Linked DNA regions of Mus musculus: region 1 is linked to region 2. Evidence: chromatin loops called from intact Hi-C (ENCODE). Cell type or tissue: heart. All regions are shown on one strand. Links, peaks and the distances in the headings refer to the core of each region. The heading gives the core; the rest is flanking DNA.

The links. Hi-C counts contacts between places; a loop is a spot of excess contacts. Peaks named below come from ENCODE experiments on the same cell type or tissue, not always from the same donor. Only the 100,000 strongest peaks of a DNase experiment are listed, where the experiment ranks them.
Region 1: a loop joins it to region 2, with 2.2 times the contacts of the local background. A loop is called at or near these places in 1 of 42 quality-filtered maps.

Annotation. Positions count from the first base shown.
Region 1 is chr8:125,590,892-125,601,645 of GRCm38, reverse strand. All of the region lies in intron 2 of 4930567H12Rik (RIKEN cDNA 4930567H12 gene), which reads right to left. Among named protein-coding and RNA genes, the nearest start is that of 4930567H12Rik, 12 kb to the right of the region's middle. In heart, for the core only: no CTCF peak of the experiment used is centred there; a DNase peak (open chromatin) is centred at 5,835.
Region 2 is chr8:125,728,246-125,738,999 of GRCm38, reverse strand. It overlaps Ntpcr (nucleoside-triphosphatase, cancer-related), which reads right to left and starts at 4,797. Exons shown (of 5, transcript NM_025636.5): 1 at 4,651-4,797; 2 at 2,770-2,932; 3 at 1,581-1,677. The coding sequence starts at 4,684. In heart, for the core only: no CTCF peak of the experiment used is centred there; a DNase peak (open chromatin) is centred at 4,729; H3K4me3 peaks cover 1,181 bases; H3K27ac peaks cover 2,583 bases.

The DNA.
Region 1 (10,754 bases), core at 3,173-8,172, 140 kb after region 2:
TTGAGTTGTATGTCTCACTTTCAGGGGCTTAATTTAGTTACTTCCAACATCAGAGTCGGATGAGCCGCCGTTGTCCTGGAGTGCTCGGTCAGTTCTGTGACTGAGGCTGTGACACCTGGGGCAGCAGAAACTAGCTGCGATTTCCATCAGGGTAGAGTTGCCTTGCCCTTTCTACAGCTTGAAAATCAAAACAATACTTGCCTCGCCAGGATGTTATCCGAAGTCTATAAGGGCTGTTCAACAAGATGACAACTAGCGCTTGTTTTAAAACCCTGTAATGGTCTCAATGAAGGATCATTCTCTAAGGAAAAAGTTATTGGAATTGAATTGGAACGTGCCTAGCTCTGGAACTGTGACTGAACTGATAGTCTCCACCTGTGCGTCCACCAACAGTCCCCGCTGGCTGGCTACTCACCGGAGAAGTTTTAGTTAGTTCTAGGAGACCCAGTGTGACAACATGACATTCAGTAGGAAAGCAAACCTGTTCAGAAGCAGCAAGTCTGAGCGGTCAGTCTGCCTGCCTTCTTTTCTCCCTCCCTGCCTTCACAACTTCCTTTTTCTCCTCAACTCTATTCCTGTATTTCCTCTGTCAGCCCCCCACTCCACCCGCCACGGGCTCCTAGATGAAGTACAGACAAACACCCAGACATTTCCTTCAAGATCTGGGTCAAAGTGACCATGCTTTAGATGCCTTATAACCCCCCTCTCCTTAGCCTGTCTTAGGAAATGAATTGATCTTATCATGTGGCAAGGGAGCTGGTGTTGGAGTCCCCTCTGCGCCTCTCCCTTTCAAGGTCCCACCAAGCAATGATAACTAGAAACAGCAAGCGAGCAATGCCACCTGGATCTTGTCTGGGCCTCACCCTGGGTATGGATTGGCTGCTGCTAAAGCCGTAAGTTATGGCCACAGTTGTCTTCAGAGACCTTTCTGTAACTTCCCTGCTCAGACCACCAAGTATGTATTAGAAACTCTAGCGGATCCCTTCATGGTCACCAGACGATACCAAGGAAATTGGGGGCCCCTCATGGGGTTCTGTGGTAAGGTTGAATGGCTGTGATCTTGTCGGCTACTGTCCAAACCATACTTTGTAGTACTTATGTCTCAGGAGAGGGCTGGCAGGCTCTGTGGATTTTAATCAGTTGGGCGTGTGGTTAATATTGATTGTCTTGACAGGATTTAGGGTCACCATGGAAACAAATCTCCATGCATGTCTGTGAGGGATTATCTAGATTAGGCAGCTGAGGTGGGATGACCTATCCTAAAATACAGTTGTACCATCCGTGGGTCAGCATCCAAAACGGAATAAAACAAGAAAGCGACCTGAGCTCTCAGCTCTCTCTGCTTTCTGACTATGGACATCATGTGACACTATTTGGGGGAAGTTGTGGACCTTTAGGAAGCAGAGCCTGGCTGGAGGAAGTGTGTCACTGGGGCCAGGCTGTGAGAGTTTGTAACTTCAGCTCACTCTCTCTGCTCTGTGTGTGTGGTTAACAGCACGATCGCCTGGCTTCTTGACGTAGCTTCCTGTCGCCATCTAATCCCCCAACCCAATATCATGGGCTCTCCCGCTGGAACCCTAAGCCAACATGAGCTCTTCCTTACCTGGGTCATAATATTTTGTCACAGGGATAAGATGCAAGTGATATGGCTCACAGGCATCGGGGAGCGGCCAGTAGTAGAAAGTAAAGACGTGGATGAAAATAATAGAAAAAGAGAGAGATGGACATGAGAGTGGAAAGGGAAAGTTTCCGAGTGACAGCAAATAGAACCCAGATGATAAGCCCAGCAGGCAGCGAAACTCCTGATTGGATGAGTGCTGGTAAGCCCTTTGGGCAGCGCAGCTCCTGATTGGATATGTGCTGGTAAGCCCCTTGGGCAGCGCAGCTCCTGATTGGATATGTGCTGGTAAGCCCCTTGGGCAGCGCAGCTCCCGACTGGGTGTGTGCTGGCGTACACCAGTGTGCTAGTCATTTATAAATGGTGCCAGGTTTCCTGGAAGTCAGTCCGTCACTCAGGTGAGAGTCATTTAAAAAGACAGAAGCTAAACATCGATGCCACATGGCTCCTGGAGGGACGGCTGTCTAGAGTGGGGTGTCCAAGTGCTTCTTGGACGTATCCATGGAGGACCAGTTGTGGACACTTGTTTATACAGCAATGCTGGTGCTGTGTCAGCACTCAGTCAAGAGAGAAATGGAGAACATATATCCAAATGGAGAGAAGAGAGCTGGTGTGACTGAAGAGCCATCCTGGGGAATGTGCTGTACTTTTGTGGAGAGAGACTTTCAGATGGGAACTAAAGCACTTCTTGCGTTGGATGTTCTTTCCATGGGCCTGAGGGGGAGGATGAACATGGGTGGGAATGTGTGCCTTGTAAGGAAAGGCACCCTTGCCCTACACAGCCCTTTGGGAGCCCTTCAGCTGCCCACTGGGACACCCGCTCTGGCATTTTGATAAATCTTTACATGTGCAAATTAACTTCTTTCCAACTAATTACTTCTTTACTTCAAAGAACAACTCAGAAACTTGAGACAATCTCTTCAAAGACTTAACATAGAAATAGATTTTTCTTTCAGTAGCCTTGTCTCCTGCAACTCAGAGCTGAACACACAAACTCCGGGCTTCTCCAGGAGCCGGGTTTGTTTGAACTAGAACTCCAGTGGGAATCATTCAGTTGATTCTTCCTCCTCCGTGGTGCAGCTCATTGTTTCCTTTCCATACAGTCTGAACTACCTTGTTCACTGTTTATCGTTTATGTACTTATTATAGCTTAGTTATCTAATATGATGGTTTGGTTGTCAATTTGACAAAATCTACAGCAGCTGTTCTCAACCTTCCTAATGCTGCAGTCCTTTAGTACAGTTCCTCCAGATGTGACATACCGCCCCCCCCAAAAGATTATTTTCATTGCTACTCTGTAACTGTAGCTTTGCTACTGTTAGGAACCACAGTGTAAATATCTGTATTTTACATAGGAGTCGGTGGGCCTCCTAATGGGGTCGAGACCCATAGGTTGAGAACCACTGCTCTAGCATCTCCTGGAGAGGAAGGTTTGATGGGGGTTGGTCTGTGGGAGAGTCCGTGGGATGACTGCCCTGGTTACATTAACTAAGGTGGGAAGATCTACCCACTTCCTGGGAATGGATCTTGGATTGTACAAGAGTGAGAAAAATGAGCAGAGTGTTAGAGTACTGCATTAAGTCATTGCCTTAAGCTCTTGACTGTGGATTCAAAGTGACCAACTGCTTCAAGGTGACCCCTCCCCACCTCATTTTTTACTGCCTCACGATGATGGACTATAACTCGGAACTTCGAATTAAATGTACCCTTTCTCCCTCACATTGCCTTCATCAGGAAAATGAAACTCCAGCTGCCAGAAGGTGAGCTGGAGGAGGGCAGGCGTTAGGTCGCTGTCCCCAGCACCTAGAGTCATGTCTAGCGTGTAGGGAACTTGGTGGAAGTTTGTTCAAAGACTGAGGGAGATTTGATGTTGAGTGGTTTCCATTTTGACATGCTGAGTTCATGCTTAAACAGCTCTGCTACATAATTGCACTGGCTGGTTTTGTGTGTCAACTTGACACAGGCTGGAGTTATCACAGAGAAAGGAGCCTCCCTTGAGGACATGCCTCCCTGAGATCCAGCTGTAAGGCATCTTCTCAATTAGTGATCAAGGAGGGAGGACCCAACCCATTGTGGGTGGTGCCATCCCTGGGCTGGTGATCCTGGGTTCTATAAGCAAGCAAGCTGAGCAAGCTAGGGGAAGCAAGCCAGTAAGCAGCATCCCTCCATGGCCTCTGCATCAGCTCCTGCCTCCAAGTTCCTGACCTGCTTGAGTTCCAGTCCTGACCTCCTTTGGTGATGAACAGCAATGTGGAAGAGTAAGCTGAATAAACCCTTTCCTCCCCAACTTGCTTCTTAGTCATGATGTTTTGTGAAGGAATACAAACTCTGACTGAGACAACAGTCATCCATTCTGGTCCTGTTTCTTAATCTTATTTAATCTTTATTTAATCTTAATTCAATGGCAATCAGAATTCGAAACCAACCTTGTGTAGTTCTTGTCTAAGATGTAGGCACACCCAACTGAAGCACTGGTGGTAGATGGGAGAAAATGTGCTTAGAAAGAGATCTATCAAGTGATTTCAGAGAGTCAGCTCAGAGTCCTGCTAAGTTTCCAGGGGATCCAGCAAGGTTTTACAAAAGAGAGATTTCTGCTGTCATTGTTCTGGCTCTCAGAGATAGAAACTCAAGCTTGAGCTTTTAAGGGGCCCTAAATTAGAAACTCAGGGGCTGGAGAGATGACTCAGAGGTTAAGAGCACTGACTGCTCTTCTGAAGGTCCTGAGTTCAAATCCCAGCAACCACATGGTGGCACACAACCATACATAATGAGATCTGATGCCTTCTTCTGGTTTGTCTGAAGACAGCTACAGTGTACTTACATATAATAAATAAACAAATCTTTGGGCAGGAGCAAGTGGGGCCAGAGGGAGAGGGACCCAGAGTGAAAAGAAAAGAAAAAAGAAAGAGAAATTCAGAAATAAAAGAAAAAAATCAGAATTCCTGTAAACACTTTCAAACTGGCTCGTGTGTGAACACTCCGTTCCCCAGCCTATCTCAGGAGGTTGTCGGCCTTAGGGAGATGAAGTCTCATGGGAGGGAGTGGCCCACTGGGGGTGTGGATGATTGGTTTTGGTGGCCTCATTCTAAATCTCAAGGATAGGTGACCATGGACCTCCCACTTCTGCTGCCATAAGTCTACCATCATGACCAGCCCCTTGGCCTGTGAAGGAAAGATGCTTTCTCCCTGGAGCTAGTCTGTTACATTTTCTGGTCTTGGCTACAAAAGAAGTAACTTGTGTAAGCCACAAGGAGATCATGCTGAGAAATAGGAGGAGGAGCAAAACAAGATGGGTTTCACCTTTAAAAAGAAAAACAACCCCACGAGAAGGCCATGCCTGCAATTGTCGTCAGTAACTCCAGCCTGGGAAACAGAGCCTGCCATGGTTTGGCAAAGATTCTGGATCTCTGAGAGAATCAATCAATACCTTGGCCGGACTCCTGAGAAACTATACAGAGGTAATTCAAAAATGATGAGCAATTGAAAAAATAACTTCTAGATACAAAATATAAAAATAGTTTGAGGCAACTTTCATTTCCTCTCCTTCCACTGAAGGTCACTCCTCCTTGCTCAGGGATGAGTCCCAAATTGTATTATCCTGTTAATTCCGTGTTCTCAGTGGTGACACACAAAGTCTCCCACAGAGGCCAAGGAGGCGGAGGGCACGAGTGGGCAGCTCCTTTATGAGTTCTTTTCCTGTTCGCTTTCTTCCTCTTTCATGTCTCCCCCGCCCACTTTTCCCCCAGCTTCAGCCTTTATTTATAAATCACCAGAACATCTGGCCAATTTACTTAATATCCAGATGTTTGGGCCTGCTTCACATTGCCTTTTTTAAGCTTTGTAGGTAAATATAGCCTAAGCGAAAGTGAGTGAAGGTTGCCAGCTGCTGGAAATGGAACTAACTAGCAATCAGGAGCCAACATCTGCTCCTCGTTTCTCCATGGCTTCCTGGCTCAATCAAAAAGAATACGTGTAATCTTTGAAGAAATTCCTGGAGAAGTTTTTTTCTTTTTTCTTTTTTTAAATCACTGGAGAATCTTCACCTTACTGATATGAGAAATGGTCGGAGTAGATTCACACATTTGCTATGAGAATCCCATTAGGGTGAGAGCCGTGATCCAAAAACCGCTCAAAACCGTTTGTCTCTCAGCCTCGTCATCTGTGTTCCTTCTCCAGCTGCACCCCAGCATGCCCCTGATAAGCATGGTTAATTACCTTGGTCCGGTGCCATCCTGCGGGAGCCATAGACTAATGACTCACAGTCCTACTGGGCTGTAAATCAAAGCTTTAGTCCAGCCTGTGGGGCCACATTGCAATGAAGTCTATGGTGATTTGAGTCCTTGGCCACATAGCCCTGAGTCAGTCAGGCGACATGGGAAAGGTCCAAACCTTCCTTATGGTTTGGATGTGATAGCCAAGACGGAAATATGTTTTACTCAACCAGTCACTAGTCAGAGCATCCTTCCTATAGGTGATGGGTTATTTTTGCTATTCTCGTCTTGATTTTATTTTGAGTGGTTTATTTATCAGTTGTTCACTCATTCATTCTGTTACGGGTGTGAAGATGATCACACACTACAGAAACCACCTACTCTGTTGTTATTATTTAAACAAACAAACAAACAAACAAGCCAGGATCTTATGTAGTCCAGGCTGGTCTTAAACCCACTGTGCAGCTGAGGCTCGCTTTGAACTCCACATCTTCCTGCCTCTGCCTCCTAAGTTCTAGGAATACAGGTGTGTGGCACAAGGCTCAGCATAGTGTGAGGGACCAGATCTTTTGGGTTCAGACTCCTGCTAAGGTTGAACTCGAGTTAACTAACAGGGCAGCAGTACCTAGCACCAGTTTCCAGGTTACCCACCAACAAACCTGCACCTCCAGGTTACGAGCCTGCCCCTGACACTACTTTCTGACAATCACCAATCAGGAGGAAAACAGAAGTTAAGTTTATGGTTTGGCTCCCAGCACCAGCCAAATATGTTAAAGGCCACAATGCCCCCCCTCCCCCATCAGGCTAGATACCCTCTTCTTGCCTCTATAAATGCTTGCCTGAAACTGAGCTCAGGTTGCAACTCCTATTCTGCTGCATCAGAGTCTGTGCCTTGGTGGTCTTTCTGGGTTTGTGAACAGGCACAAGTGTCAGTCTTAGAAACACATAGAAGCCCAAATAACATGGGAAAAGACCACAAAATTCACCATCTTACAGCTGCTGACGAATAACATAAAATGAAGAGCTTCATTTCATCTTTTTGACCATCACCTACATTGGACCATTTCTGAACTATACAAACGACAACCCAATATCTCTTGGTTTGCTACAACCACACAGGACATTTTACTTGCTTCCTGTAGGCACACAGGTAGAGGTCAGAGGACAACTTGCCAGGGTTGTTTCTCTCTCTTTCCCAAGTGGGTTCAGGGGACTGAACTCAGGTCATCAGGCTTGCTGGCTGACGCCATTACACAGTGGGCATCTTGCTGGACCCTCATCACCACTGGAAGTTTTCGTCAATATAATTAACTTCACAGAGCACAAGTGTTTTCATGCATCCATGTAGTGCGTTTGGTTCCTGTTCTTCACCATTCCCCCCTCTTACAGGTCCCATGGGGTCTTTTCCTCCTGCCAAATAATTCCATCTCTACTTTCACATCTTAAAAATCCCTAGCCTAGATTTTCCACATGTTTTTTTTTTTTTTCTGGATCCTTATGGGTCATCGTATGTTTCATCAGTTTCTGTGAGAGACGCATGGAAATCTTTTAAAATCACTGTGACTTCATAACTTTCTATTTTTGCTCTGTAATGTTTGCCTTCTGTATTTGGAAGCTTATTATTAGATGACTATAAAACTTTAAAAATACCTTATTTTATATGTGTGGGTGCTTGTCTGCGTATATGTCTGTGTACCACGTGCCTGCCTGGTGCCCACAGAGGCCAGAAAAGGGCATCAGAGCCCTTGGAGTTTGTGAGCACTCTGTAGAGACCCCAGGTCCTTTGGAAAAGCAGCCAGTGCTCTTAACCACTGAGCCATCTTTCTATGCCAGTATAAACGTCTTATGAATTGCCCCCAAGGTGTTGGGTAGTATCAATTATCAGCTCGACAGATCCTTAGAATCACCTAGGAGATGAGCTTTGGGGTGTGCTTGTGGGAGATTATTTTGATTGTGTTAATCTAGGTGGGAAGTCCTGCCCACTGTGGGCAGTGCCATTCCCTGGCTGGAATCCTGGATAATATGAGATAGTGAAAGGATGCTGAGCAGCAGATACATTCCGAATTGTCTGCTTCTTGTCTCTGTGTGTGAGGGGACCAGCTTCATGTGCCTGACTCCTTGACTTATGTACCGTGATGGACTACCTGTGCTGCTTGGCGTTTTGCCAAGCGGACACAAACCAGAGTCATCTGGGAACCCCAGTTGTGAAATTCCCTCCATCAGGCTGTAACTGTGATTATATAATCCTGCGTAAGCAACATAATGGAGTGTCACAACTCAAAGGTAGTGTTCGGGCCAAAAGCACTCCTTCAGTGGGAGAAGCCATGGCAGGAACCTGGAGACAGGATCCTGGAGGCAAGCGGGAGCTGGTGCAGAGGCCATGGAGGGGTGCAGTTTATTGGCTTGCTCCTCAGTGCTTGCCCAGCCTGCTTTCTTATAGAACTCAGGACTAACTACCCTGGGAAGGCACTACCCACAATGGGCTGGGCACCCTGCATCAATCATTAATCAAGAAAATGCCCAAGAAAGTTGGGAGAGAGGAGGGGGCCTATGGGTCTCCGTTGTCATAAACCTGCAGAGCACATCAAAGCCCAGGCTGGTCTTTAGCATCCCTCAGTGTCTTAGTCAGGGTTTCTATTCCTGCACAAACATCATGACCAAGAAGCAAGTTGGGGAGGAAAGGGTTTATTTGGCTTACACTTCCACACTGCTGTTCATCACCAAAGAAAGTCAGGACTGGAACTCAAGCAGGTCAGGAAGCAGGAGCTGATGCAGAGGCCATGGAGGGATGTTCCTTACTGGCTTGCTTCCCCTGGCTTGCTCAGCCTGCTCTCTTATAGAACCAAGACTACCAGCCCAGAGATGGTCCCACCCACAAGGGGCCCTCCCACCTTGATCACTAATTGAGAAAATGCCTTACAGTTGGATCTCGTGGAGGCATTTCCTCAACTGAAGCTCCTTTCACTGTGATAACTCCAGCTGTGTCAAGTTGACACAAAACTAGCCAGTACACTCAGCATAGTGTACCTGTTATACATTTAAAAGTCCATGCCAACTCCTGACCGCCTGCTCCCCTAGTAACTCATTCTCCTTATAATCCACATGGTTTGTCTATACCACACTCTCTACCTCTTGTTATCCTCTTACACTCTCTGTATACTCTTGCTATTCTCTCTCTCTCCCTCCCCTCCCTCATCCCTTCCCTCTCCCTCTTCTCTCCTCCCTCCCCCATATTCCCTCCCCTTTACCCTCCCTCCCTTCTCCACCCTCTCCACCCCTCCTCCCTCCCTCCCCTCTACTCTCTTCTCTTTCCTCTCCTCCCTCCCCTCCCCCGTCTCTCTCCTCCCTTGTGTTCTTGCTATCTCAGTAGCTCTACTACCTCTCCCACACCAGTCGCCCTCACCACCTCCAGTCCGTTTCTCTTTCCCTCTGTTCCGGATTTGTCCAGACGCCTCTGGATATGTTCTCTCTCTTATTCACAATACAAATCTTCCCCTAATAACTGAGCAGTGACATTGACAGTTCCTTTGCTGTGCCTCCTTGCACACAAGTTGAAGCAAAGCCACATCTACTCACATGGGCCAAATAAAAGAGCTTTACCCTAAATCAGAATGGTTGTTACCTTAAAGAAGGAAGGAAGGAAGGGAGGGAGGGAGGGAGGAAGGAAGGAAGGGAGGGAGGGAGGGAGGAAGGAAGGGAGGGAGGGAGGGAGGGAGGGAGGGAGGGAGGGAAGTTCTTGGATTGTGTAATGGAGTCTTGTATTTGAGAGGGAGGGACTGATGAATGTCATGAGATCGAGGGAAATAAGGCAAGGAAGCAAATACTTGTGAAACAAACAAACAAACAAAATAAACCAACAACGATACGTACACTCCTACTTTTGCCAGTGGTCTGATTTAGAACAGTAGTTTTTACAGATGTCTGTCTTTGGATAAAGATGGGACACTGTAGGGGGATGGGGAGATGCTGTCTCTTCAGTGACAGCAGGTTCCAGTCGGATCAGCTCAGGCGCATTTCTGAGTTAAGGGACAAAGGCTACGTCCACGGTGGGGAACTGTAATGGATGCTCATTGAACACACTCATTGTGGGGAGACAAAGGACAAACACTCAGGAGGAATAAGGGAAAGGCTGCAAGCAGATCCCTTCTAAGGAGGATGCACGGAGACAGGCTTCCAGGACAGCCATCTTGGTAGCCCGGAGGGAGGGGGTTCCAGGTGAATGCTCGCCTAACCTGCTGTCCTGTTTCCTGACATGAGTCCATCACACGCATGGCCTCATACCGTGCGAACCAACCGATATCCCCTGATGCTTCCATTCCTGTTGGTGCTTTACATTCATGGGTGTGTTTTCCATGAGTCCGGATCCTCCCTGCATCTCCAGCCCTTTGACCCCCTCCCGTCCTCTGTTTTGCACTCCTGGACTCCCCTCCAGAACTCACTGAGCGATTCTCCCTGCGCAATCCCTATCCTGGCATCCTGGCTGGAGATACAACCCCAGCTTCCCTGCTTACACCAAGGGGTGGTTTGGACACCCTGGCTTATTCAAAAGACTTTTCTTGATCCTCCAGCTCAGGGATGGGGAGCAGGGCCTACTTCATCCCCTGCCTTTCTGAAATGAACACTCTTCTCAGACCCTAATTCTAAAGCGCACGTTTGAATTGCTTAGACTTTTATAACATAATTATCAGACCGTAAAACATTAACTGCAGAAGGCCCAAAGGGCTCAAGGCATGGAGCCGTGTTTTCTTTGTAAGTAAAAAGTCACAGGAGGAAGACAGATGATCTTTCCAAGTGCTCAAGGTAGTTAGGGCGTTTAGGTTTAGAGAAAGCCTTTGGATAAGGAGGATAAAAATCCCTCAAATCCACCTTGTTTTCTCTAATAGCCCGGATTCATCTGCTGCTGCTCCGTGGTTTTACGGCTCTCT
Region 2 (10,754 bases), core at 2,767-7,766:
CTGTGCTAATCAAAGAAAAAAAAAAGGAAAGAAAGAAACAAAGTATCAATGTGAGGAACGGAAAAGTAGAATCAACAAATTAAAGGTCATTTGCTTTAAGAAATATCTGGCTAGGACTGGGGAGGTAGCTCAGCAGCTAAGGACATTGGATGCTCTCTCAGAGGGCCTGTGTTTCCCAGGACAAGGTGGTTCACAACTGTCTGTAGTTCTAATTGCAGGGGACTAGATGCCCCCATTTAGCCTCTGAGGATACTGCACACACTTGGTAAACAGACACACAGGCTGCCAAAACACCCAGACACATAAAATGAAACAAAGCAAAGCAAGATCTACTTACATCAAAACATGAAACACAGAGAGGGGGCTGAACCAATGAGCTAGATTCTAAAACACTCACTTAATAAATCATTAAAAGTATGTATTTCTATTATCCCTTAATGCAAACCAGAGGACATTTCTACTGAGCATGTGTGAAGTGCTCAGCGCCAGCAGAAGTGCAGCCTGACAAACTATTTCCCATAGTGGGTGCCATGATACATGGTCCCCAGGAGCCCTGGGCAGCCACCAAGCCTTCTCCTCCATCACTGCTTGGAGGCATGAGGACAGAGCACGGCCCTTCCTGGGGGGATGTGAACCAATGTCTACATAGCCCGGAATATCAGGCACAGGTCGTGATTATTTCACCCAAGTCCAGTTTGACGGCCTGAGTCTATGGCTGTAATCATTACAGAAACATGGGTGACTGTAAAGCTATGAACCGTTTCTATGTCCTTTTCCCATTAGAAACAAGAGGCAAGTTGTTGACCCAGCCAGCGAGCACACGGGAGCACGGGCTCTTGCCTCTTCCCAGGATTCTGTTTGCCTGAGCAAAACTCAATTCTGTATATGGATCCAATGCCCAAAGCTGGACTCTCCACTCGGGATGTCATCGGACGCTTCTTGATGCTGTGTAGATATGAGAGAGAGGGGCATGGGTCCCAGGGGAAATAAAAATCTCTGTCTGTCCCCAGCTTGTAGCAACAGAGCAGCCAGCATGGCTCAGCCCAGAAATGGGGCAAAAATGCCCAGAGGAACTGAGGAAGGGGTGGGAGAGGGGAGGCAGAGGAGAGCTCAGTGGGTGGGATTCCAGCACATTAATACAGACCATAGCATCCCCAGGCCTCTGAAGACAGAGGCTGTCCTTAGCAGGCAGTGACTAGCTCCTCGGGTAGAGCTCCAGGCTCCACCTACGCGGTACGTACCCCCTGACAGTAGGCTCTGTGTACATGGAGCAGTGTGTAGACTATTTACAGGTTCTTTGGTGCACACTCAAGCAAGCTCTGGGCACCAGAACACGGGGATACAGACCTGCATTAGAGCCTTCCTAACAGGAAATATTTTACACATGCTCTGGGCATGTGACAGCTCAGGGCAACAGTCAATTGGACTGCCTATCCTTAGCAAGGTTCAGTGGCTAGAAGACTTTTTAAACCATAAGACACAACCTAACTATAGGGACAAAACCACTGTGTTCAAGTGGCCAGCAAGTCCCACAATACACAGAGGCCGCCAGTCTCTCAAGACAGAAAACATACACTCACGTTTCTTAGGACAGGAAGTGCCAACTGCTCAAAAGAATCCAAGTTCACCACATACTGCCCCACTCGACACTCGGGCTTTCCAGGTAGAGGCTGTGACCTGAAAGAAGACACTGTTTGCTGGAGGATTCCCCACCGATTTCTGGGGTTGGTCTGTTCTGCTGACCCACTTGCTCTCTGCACACACCCTTAACAATCCCCATATAAAAGGAGAGAGTGTACAAGGTTGGACTCACTGTGGTTTCTCTCCTGAAACCAGGCCCTCTCTGAATGTCAGCACCACTCTGGCCAAATTCAGTCTTGCAGTGTGTGATGGTTTGTATATGTTTGGCCCAGGGAGTGACACTATTTGGAGGTGTGGCCTTGTTGGTGTAGGTGTGTCACTGTGGGAGTGGGCTTTTATACCCTCACCCTAGCTGCCTGGAAGCCAATATTCTGCTAGCAGCCATCAGATGAAGAGGTAGAACTCTCAGCTCCTCCTGCACCATGCCTGCCTGGATGCTGCCATGTTCCTACCTTGATGATAATGGACTGAACCTCTGAATGTATAAACCAGCCCCAATTAGATGTTGTCCTCATAAGAGTTGTCTTGGTCATGGTGTCTGTTCACAGCAGTAAAACCCTCGCTAAGATGCAGTATTAACAGTGAGGTCTCTCCAGTGAGTGCACACACCACAGCACAAGAGCTGAGCCCAATGTGGCAGGTCTCCTGTCATCGTTCTAACTAGTCAGGAGGCTGAAGCAAGTGAAGGCAAGAGAACAAAAAGCTTAGGGGCCATTGGGCAACTTAGACTTTCTCAAAATAAAAAGTAAGCAAGGGGTTGCTGGGCATGGTGGTGCACACATCTTAGTACTAGGAAGCAAAGGCGGGTGGATCTCTGTGAGTTCCATACATAGCAAGACCTTGTATCAAAACTAAGGTTAAAATTAAACAGAGAGCTGGGGGTATAGCTTAGTGATTGAGGCTTGCCCATGACACTTCCAGGGCTGGCCACCATGGAACTCCAGGTACTGGGAGACTCCTTGTCTCAGGGAAGAGAGCCACAGAGCAGGACATCAGATGTCCCCGTTTGGCCTCTGCACAGACCCATGGACCACATGCACTCATACAGAGAAGAAATGTTCCCAAGAAGTACAGAGGCCAGGCTAGAGACACCCCACCCCCACCCCTGCAGAAACAAAACACCAGTACCCAACTCTGGACAGAGGCCCCTGGGCACCAGACAGGGTGACGACATCGAATCCTATCCTCTTCCCTTCCTGCCTGACTTCTTGTGTGTAAAATCCATCCACGGGCAGCCCGGAGGACTGCAGGACCTCGATGGCTTTCTGGATCAAGGTTGTTTTGCCAACCCCTGAAAGAGACAAAGGAAGAAGAGGGGTCAAGAAGTTTTACCTTGTCAAGCCCATCTGGCCTGCAAAAAAGCAATAGCTGCAAACAGGACGGGCTGCAAATGTCACTGCCTGCCAGATTGCTCCAGGTGTGAGGGATTTTCCACCCCAGCAGAGGCAGGCGGCGGCATGAAGTTTACTTACTTCTAATGCAGTCCCAGGACATATCTGGGACCTCCTTCACTCCTAGATTTACCCTCTGTTCTGGTTTAAATCTAAAGCATCCCTCCAGCCACTCTTGTGTCTGATCAGGCAGATGGTACTGTGTGGGGAGGTCGTTAAGCCTTTATAGGGCATGAAGCCTGGCTGTGAAGGTGGGTCAGTGGTGGTGGGCCAGAGGGTTGCAGCATAATCCTTATGGATTTTAAGCAAAAGTATGTATGTGCCAACAGCAGATGTTTGTGGCCTAGAACAATAAGGAACAAAGGTCCCACACTTAGCTCCTGAGGGTGGAGTTCCCTGGGGCTACCCCCGCTTTTTGTCTTTTATTATTTACATCCCAAACACTGCACACATACACACACCCCACCACCAACAAAAAGCCTGTCACTTTAACATTTCACTTTAGCTCTCATACCAAGCAGGCAGCACTTTTATTATAAGGGGAGGGGAGTATATTTATGGGCCAGCAAGACGGCTCAATGGGGCAACAAGAACCAACTCCTCAAAGTTGTCCTCTGACCTCCACACCTGCGCACACACTCACATACGTAAATAAATGCAACTTTCAAACTCCATATATCCGTATTTCCAAACAGACAACACACAGCAGCCCAAGAGCTCTTGACCCAGAGGCTATCTCCTCACAGGGATTGTTATGTTAAAAACAGCTGAGCAAGCCAGACAGTGGTGGCCCATGCCTTTAATCCCAGCACTTGGTAGGCAGAGGCAGGTGGATTTCTGAGTTGGGGCCAGCCTGGTCTACAGAGTGAGTTCCAAGACAGCCAGGGCTACACAGAGAAACCCTGTCTCAAAAACCAAACCAAAAAAAAAAAAAACCAGCTGAGCAAAGCCCCCTCTGAGATGACTTACAGATGCTGGTCAATATTTAGGAAGAGGCTGAGAGGCAGTGGTGCTGACAAAGGGTGCTTTCTTTTTAAAAGTCTCGCTAACTTGCTGGAGAGGGGCTTAGAAAGCCAAACCCTTTGGGATGTTAGTGAGACACACTGGAGTGGGGCCTGTAGCGCAAGGGGCGAAGCATTACTAACTCTTGAGACAGGAGGCAGGGGTGTAGAGGTGCAAATCCGGGACTGACAGTACTCCCAGGTTCTCCTCGGGGAGGAGGGGAAAGCCTGTGAGTCCGGTGTTCACTAAACCTCTTATGAACATAGGTATTGATGATGGCTCCGGGTGAACCCTACAGCAGGAAGCTGGGGACCCAACTGCACCCTGATTTCAAATGCAGGGCATGCTGTGCAAGGCCGGCGCGCCTCCAACTGCGGCCCCCTGCTCCTCCCCAAAGCCTCTGCCTGTTCAACTGACTCTAAAGTCTACAGAGTACACCTGGGCCTCAGTGGCGCGAGACCCGGGTGACAACCGGTCCTTGGGGACATGTAACCGGTGCTCCCCAGTCCTCCTGGCCTTCCCTCTCGCCGGGTTGCGATACACCAAGCCAGGCCGGAGACCGGACAGAGGTCCAGGCGCTCTACCTCCCCGCCAAGTCCCGCAGGCTCTGGGTCACCTGGAGGCCCGGTGAGGAACACGTGCCGCGACATGTGCGTGGGGGTCTGGGTGCGGGGTGGTCCAGAGCGGGGCGGTCGGGGGTCAGAATGGGCGGCCAGGCTCCACCCCTTACGCTGAAGGCCACGCCCCTGTCGGCAGGGAAAGCACCGCCCCGCCCCGTGGTCGCGCATGCGTTTCCAACGCTCCCCCCCCCCCCTTCCCGACACACAAGGCGCACGCGCATTCTTCCCTACTCCTGGTGCTATGTGGCAGTGGCTGGCTGTAAGGTCTGGGAACAGTCCTATGTGCCAGACTCACGTGAGGTGTCTGCACGGATGCATTCGTGGAAATTCCAGATACTTGGCCGTTGCTACTTAAGTATCTGAGTTCTGTCCCTGAGACCCTCACCTCAGGCTGCAAGTGAGCTCCTATGTAGCAATAGAAACCCTCCTTGAAGGAGCAGCCGTTGGTGGGATTTGAACTCCGTGTACAATGTTCACTTGGCTGCGGAGCAGTCAGCTGGAGAACAGCTAACCTCAATTTATCCTGGCCTCCACCTCCCGAGATGAATATCTGAGACAAGGTAGTAAGAGTCTAAAGATCTGATTAAGCTTTTTTATTGCAACCTGGAAGTAGAAGGAGCTTCCAGTGACCTGACCTGAGCGGCAGAAACGGCAGAAAGAGTTGTGGAAAGCAGAAACAAGAGCAAAAGCGAGGCTTCTCTCCGCAGAGTTCTCCCCTTCCATTGCTGAAAAAGAACTTCCTCACTGACTTCATTCAGCTGACTGGGACGCCCATGCTCGGGGGAAACTAGCCCAAAACAGTTTTTTCAAAGCCAGTTTGATGGTCATCTTAGTGATAGTGCCTTGATTCCATTTTGGCCCGATCTGGACTGCTAGGGGCTCACACAGCAGCTTGGCCCAAAGCGATGGCCTCCTTTAGACTGGAGTAACTGGCATTGGTCCGGAGAACTTGAACCTGTTTGCAGGAGGTTTTCAAGCTTGCCCACGTTGCAGACCTCTGATGCAGGCGGACTTCCTATCCCCAGCCATGCACCGAATCCCTCATCTCTGCTCCATACCTCCACACTTGTCTATCAACCCACAACTGCCTTACCCAGAGAAAGTGGATCCTTACCTCAGTTAGCCTCGAGACTCATTCCACCAGCAAATGAAGTGGCAGTGGCTTTTGCCCGCGATGTACCTGTAGACCCTTCTAGTCGAGCATGCGTGCAGTTGGGCTTGTGCTCAGTCACCCTCCATTCTGGATGAGAAAGCCATTTCCAGGAATCCTTACCTTTAATTGGTTTGCGAATGTAATATACATACACACATTCACACACACACACACACACACACACACACACACACACACACACATTTTTGGACTCCTTTCAGCAGGCAATATATGCCAGTTTAACAGCTCAGTTTCCTGCTGTTTAAATCACCTAAAAAGATTGGCAAGCCACACCTGCCACTGTCATCTCAGTGTTGTTTATAGCCCTGTGTTACTCTAATGGAGTATTATTACTTCTTATCCCAATGGGTAACTTGCCTTCCGCATCTTGCACCTGCATGGACTCAGAGAATGGCTGATGTAAGCAAAGCAAACCCATGGGAGAACCTTACACAGAGAGACAACATGTATAGAATCCTAAGTGCTTCTTGTATCCAGAATATTCATTTTAAATATTAACCCTCTAGAATTTTCCATCGCTGGCAAGGGGACTGGAATTGTAAGGCGTTCTGGGAGTTGGGTTGTTTTCGGTAGCTCAGAGACAGAATCGACATAGAGAATCAATACCGGAGGAAACAAAGAAAATGTCTACATCGATCTGCTTGGCCTTGGGCACTCTCCCTCTTCCTCTCCTTCTCTCTTTTTAAGACAGGATCTTTTCTGTAGCCCAGGTTAGCTCAAGCTTCTCCTGCCTCAGCTTCCTCAGTGTTGGGATTACAGTCATTCGCCCCCAAAACAAGTTAGATGGAAATCCTTCATCCATTAAAAGAAAAAAAATGAGATGACAGTAGTATGTTCACTATATGATAATTCATTGAATGAGTGCTCACTTGGTACAATTTCCACGAAATAACAACATAGTTTCAATGATTTATATGTAGTAAATTAGCATCAAAGGGTCACAGCAAGTGAGTACAATACTGATTTCAAATTTGGTTATCTTGACTCGTGTGTGTGTGTGTGTGTGTGTGTGTGTGTGTTCATGCATATATGTAATTGTGTGTACAAAAGCCACAGGACAGCCTCTGGTGTCCCTAGGGAACCATCTACCTTGTTTTTGAGACAGTCTCTCGCTGGCCTGGAGCTTGCCAAGTAGGGAATCTTCCTGTGTCTGCTTCCCCAGGCTTGGGATTATAAGTGCACAACACTGCATCTGACTTTCTAATATGGATTCTGGGGGATTGAACCTCAATCCTTGTGTGTGCAAGACTTTGTCATTCCATCTAATCAGGGTGCTATGGGGTGGACATGTACCATCCCCAAAGGATGTATGAACACCCCACCACACACAATCTGTGAAGGTGCCAAGACATGCGACCAAGGAAAGTGATCAGTTTGGGAGAGTGGAGCCCTCATGAATGCAACCAGGAAGTCTCTAAAGCCTGATAGGATGCTGCCCACCAGGGCAGGCTTACTTCCCGTCTCCAGTCCCACCTAATACAAAAAAGCTTCCAGAGTGAACAGAAAAGGACCACAGAGAGCAGTCTGATCTTAGAGACCCTGTGTTCTTTGGGATTATGGGGAAGGAATGTTTGTTGTTGCATGTTGTAACAAGGAGTAGGCTCTTTGTTACAGTAGCCTGAGCTGAGACACAGTCTTGAATGAGAGTTAATTCCAGCTGTTCCTTCCTGCCTCTCCTGGATCCCCCTCCCACTGAGAACCTCAGGGTCTGCAAGACAGTACTAGTTTTGATTTCTTATCTTCGTTTGCTTGAGACTTTTTGGTCCCTCAATCTCTGGCAATCCAGCAAGAACCAAGGGAACTCCCTCCAGCCTCCCAGGGAATGGGAAGCCAGAGTTTCCCAGAGAATTAGTGAGGACAAGGGGATAGGGCAGGGAGAAGCGGTCTGGAGCCAGCTTCCCTGAGGCGTCCCTGGGTGAGAAAGGATGGTGCGTCTGGTCGGTCCTGAATCTGCCCCCCTTGGTTCACAGTGGTTTGTAGGCAGCAATGTTTGCTGTCGCCTAAATCTGCCTCTGCTGCATGGGAGTCAGAGCTGACAGGGAGTGAGTGTGCAGGTCGCTGGTGCTCTGAGACTGGCTGAGATGTTCCCTCAAGCATACCCCTCCCTCCTTCCATGCCTCTGCTTGCCTGCCTCCCTTTATTCCTCCCTCTTCTTTCTCCCTCCCTCCCTTCTTCCTTTCCCTCTCTCCCCTCCATCCTCTCTTCTTTTCCACCTCCCTTCACTTTCTTTCTTCCTCTTCCATTTTCTCTAGATATTATGATAGTCAGGATCTGATGTGCATCTGAAATAGATTGTCTTGAGAAAAATACACATGCACTCACACACATGCACACACACACACACACACACATCTTTTTATACCTGAGGTCTAATTTTCACATGCACACACACATGTGTATGCACACATGCACATACATACACACACATATGCACATGTGCACACACATGCGCACACACATACATGCACATACTTTCACACATGCACACACACATGCACACTCACATATGCACACATATACACACACTCTCACACATGCACACACACTCACACATCTTTTTATACCTGAGGTCTAATTTTTGCATGTACACACATGCACACGCACACACATGCACACATCCTTTTATACCTAAGGACCAAGTTTTGAAGAAAAATATAAATATACAGTGCTTTTCCACTCAAAATTAAAATGCCTTTATTTGTGTTGGGTGGGGAGGTTCCTTAGCTACCTCTTTAGGTCATGCATTCCCTGCTTTATTGAATAAACTCTGCTGTTAAGGGAGCTGGCAGCCTCTGAACCCTCTCGCACATCTCACCAGCGGTAATCGCTAGCATTAATAAGAGCTGTGGCGAGGCTCAGTTCAAAGAGTTTTGTAAATCATATCCACTCACAGAAACTTGACTCCATACACAGAGAAACCATTGCACACAGAGGGTGAGGCTTGCCCAGGGCTACATCATCGGTCCAGACACACCGTCCATGTGGGTATGCAGACTCTTCTCATGAAAGTGTCCCCAGCCTATCTGTGTCCGTTACCGTTCTCAGTGCTGGCTCAAATACCCGATGTAAGCAGCACACAAGCACAGAGAAGGGAGTTTGGGGGACTTACCATGCGCAGGTACGGTCCATGGTGGCCAGAAGGCTTGGTGACAGGAACATGGGGCAGCTGGTCAGAATATATCTGCAGTTGTAAGCAGAGAAAAAGGAATGCTGGGGGTTCTGGGGCTCGGCTCACTTCCCCATTTTCCTTTGAATGCAGGCTGAGATCCCAGCCCACAGGACAGAGCTGTGGCCAGTTATAGGAGATCTTCCCATCGTAGTAACCCAGTCCAGAGACTCCTCACATACCTTCCTAGAGGCTTTTCCCACAGCTATTTTGAATCTCATCAGGTTCACAGTCAAGAAGGCCACTACACTGTTCTCCATTGAAAGTGTGTTCAGTGTACAAGTTACAGACTGCAGAGGCTTAGCAACCACATGTGCTGCAGTGAGGGGTGCTCTTGTGAGGGTGATGTTAATGGAGCTGTCAATCATGGCTGGTGAAGTATCAGATGCAGAATACTACCCTGGGACCAAATCGCAGGCAAAAAATATGCAAGTTTGTTTTTTAGTGAGGATTGCTTTGATGCCACAATAAAGTGGGAAACTGTTAAGTGGGAACATCTTAAAGTCAGGGTCTTCTGTAATGTGTATGTGCCCGTGTGTGGTGACTGCATATAGACAGATGATAGATAGGTGCATGGATGGGTAGATAGATAGATAGATAGATAGATAGATAGATAGATAGATAGATATAGATGATAGATGGATGGATAAATAGATAAATGATAGATAATAGGTAGATGATTGCTTGCTTGATAGATGATAGATAGATGTCAGATAGGTAGATGACAGATAGGTAGGTGATAGATAGAGATAGAAAGATAGATAGATAGGTGATAGATAATAGACAAATTATAGATAGATGATAGATGGATACATGATAGATAGATGAATAGATGATAGATAGATAGATGGTAGGTAGATGATAGATAAATAGATTGATGATTGATAGTAGATAGAGATAGATGATAAATTATAGAAAGATAGATGATAGATAAATTATAGATGATAGATAGATAGGTAGGTAGATGATAGATAGATGGTAGGTAGATGATAGATAGAAAAATAGAGATAAATGATAGATGATTGATAGATATAGATAGATAGATAGATAGATAGATAGATAGATAATAGGTGATAGATAAATGATAGATAGATGATGAAAGAGATCAAAATCTGACTCCACCCAGGTGTTGGGGAGCGGTTTTTCCTCTCACCTCTATCAGTATCTCCATCCACCCATGTGGTCCTGAAGGGAGATCACGGACAACACCACAAAGCTGTGAGAGTGGCATGGGGTCCTCAGACATGGCCTTCTGCCGTCTCTTCCATCCGCTAGGATGACCAGATTTATATTACAGGTGGAAGAAGGGTCTAAAAGACTGTTCTCACCACAGCTGTGGGAACAAACACCACCCAGGAACACTCTGGCTGCTTTCTTCTCATTCTTCCCCAGAGCACTATAGAATCACCATCATTATCCTGCAGGTCCTAGTGGACAGGCAGACCTAGTCAGGCAGTAACCAAGTGGCCATGCAGGTGCACCACGATAGCCCACCACACCCACTGACTGGGTCCTCAGAGGGACCTACCCACCGCCATGCTGGAGCTGAGGCAGGAACACACACTGGCCTCCTTGTGACCATCATGTGTTTATGCAAGGTCATTGTCTAATCCTCCGAATCTTCTATGATGGAAATCATCTCTGTTTAATGTGGCCAGGCCCTGTTGTTCCCAGAATCATCTGCATGGTCTAGCACAGGAAAGAGGAGTTGAGCTGGTCCCCATGGAAGTGCTGGAGATTCCCGTCTCCTGGCCTCCTAA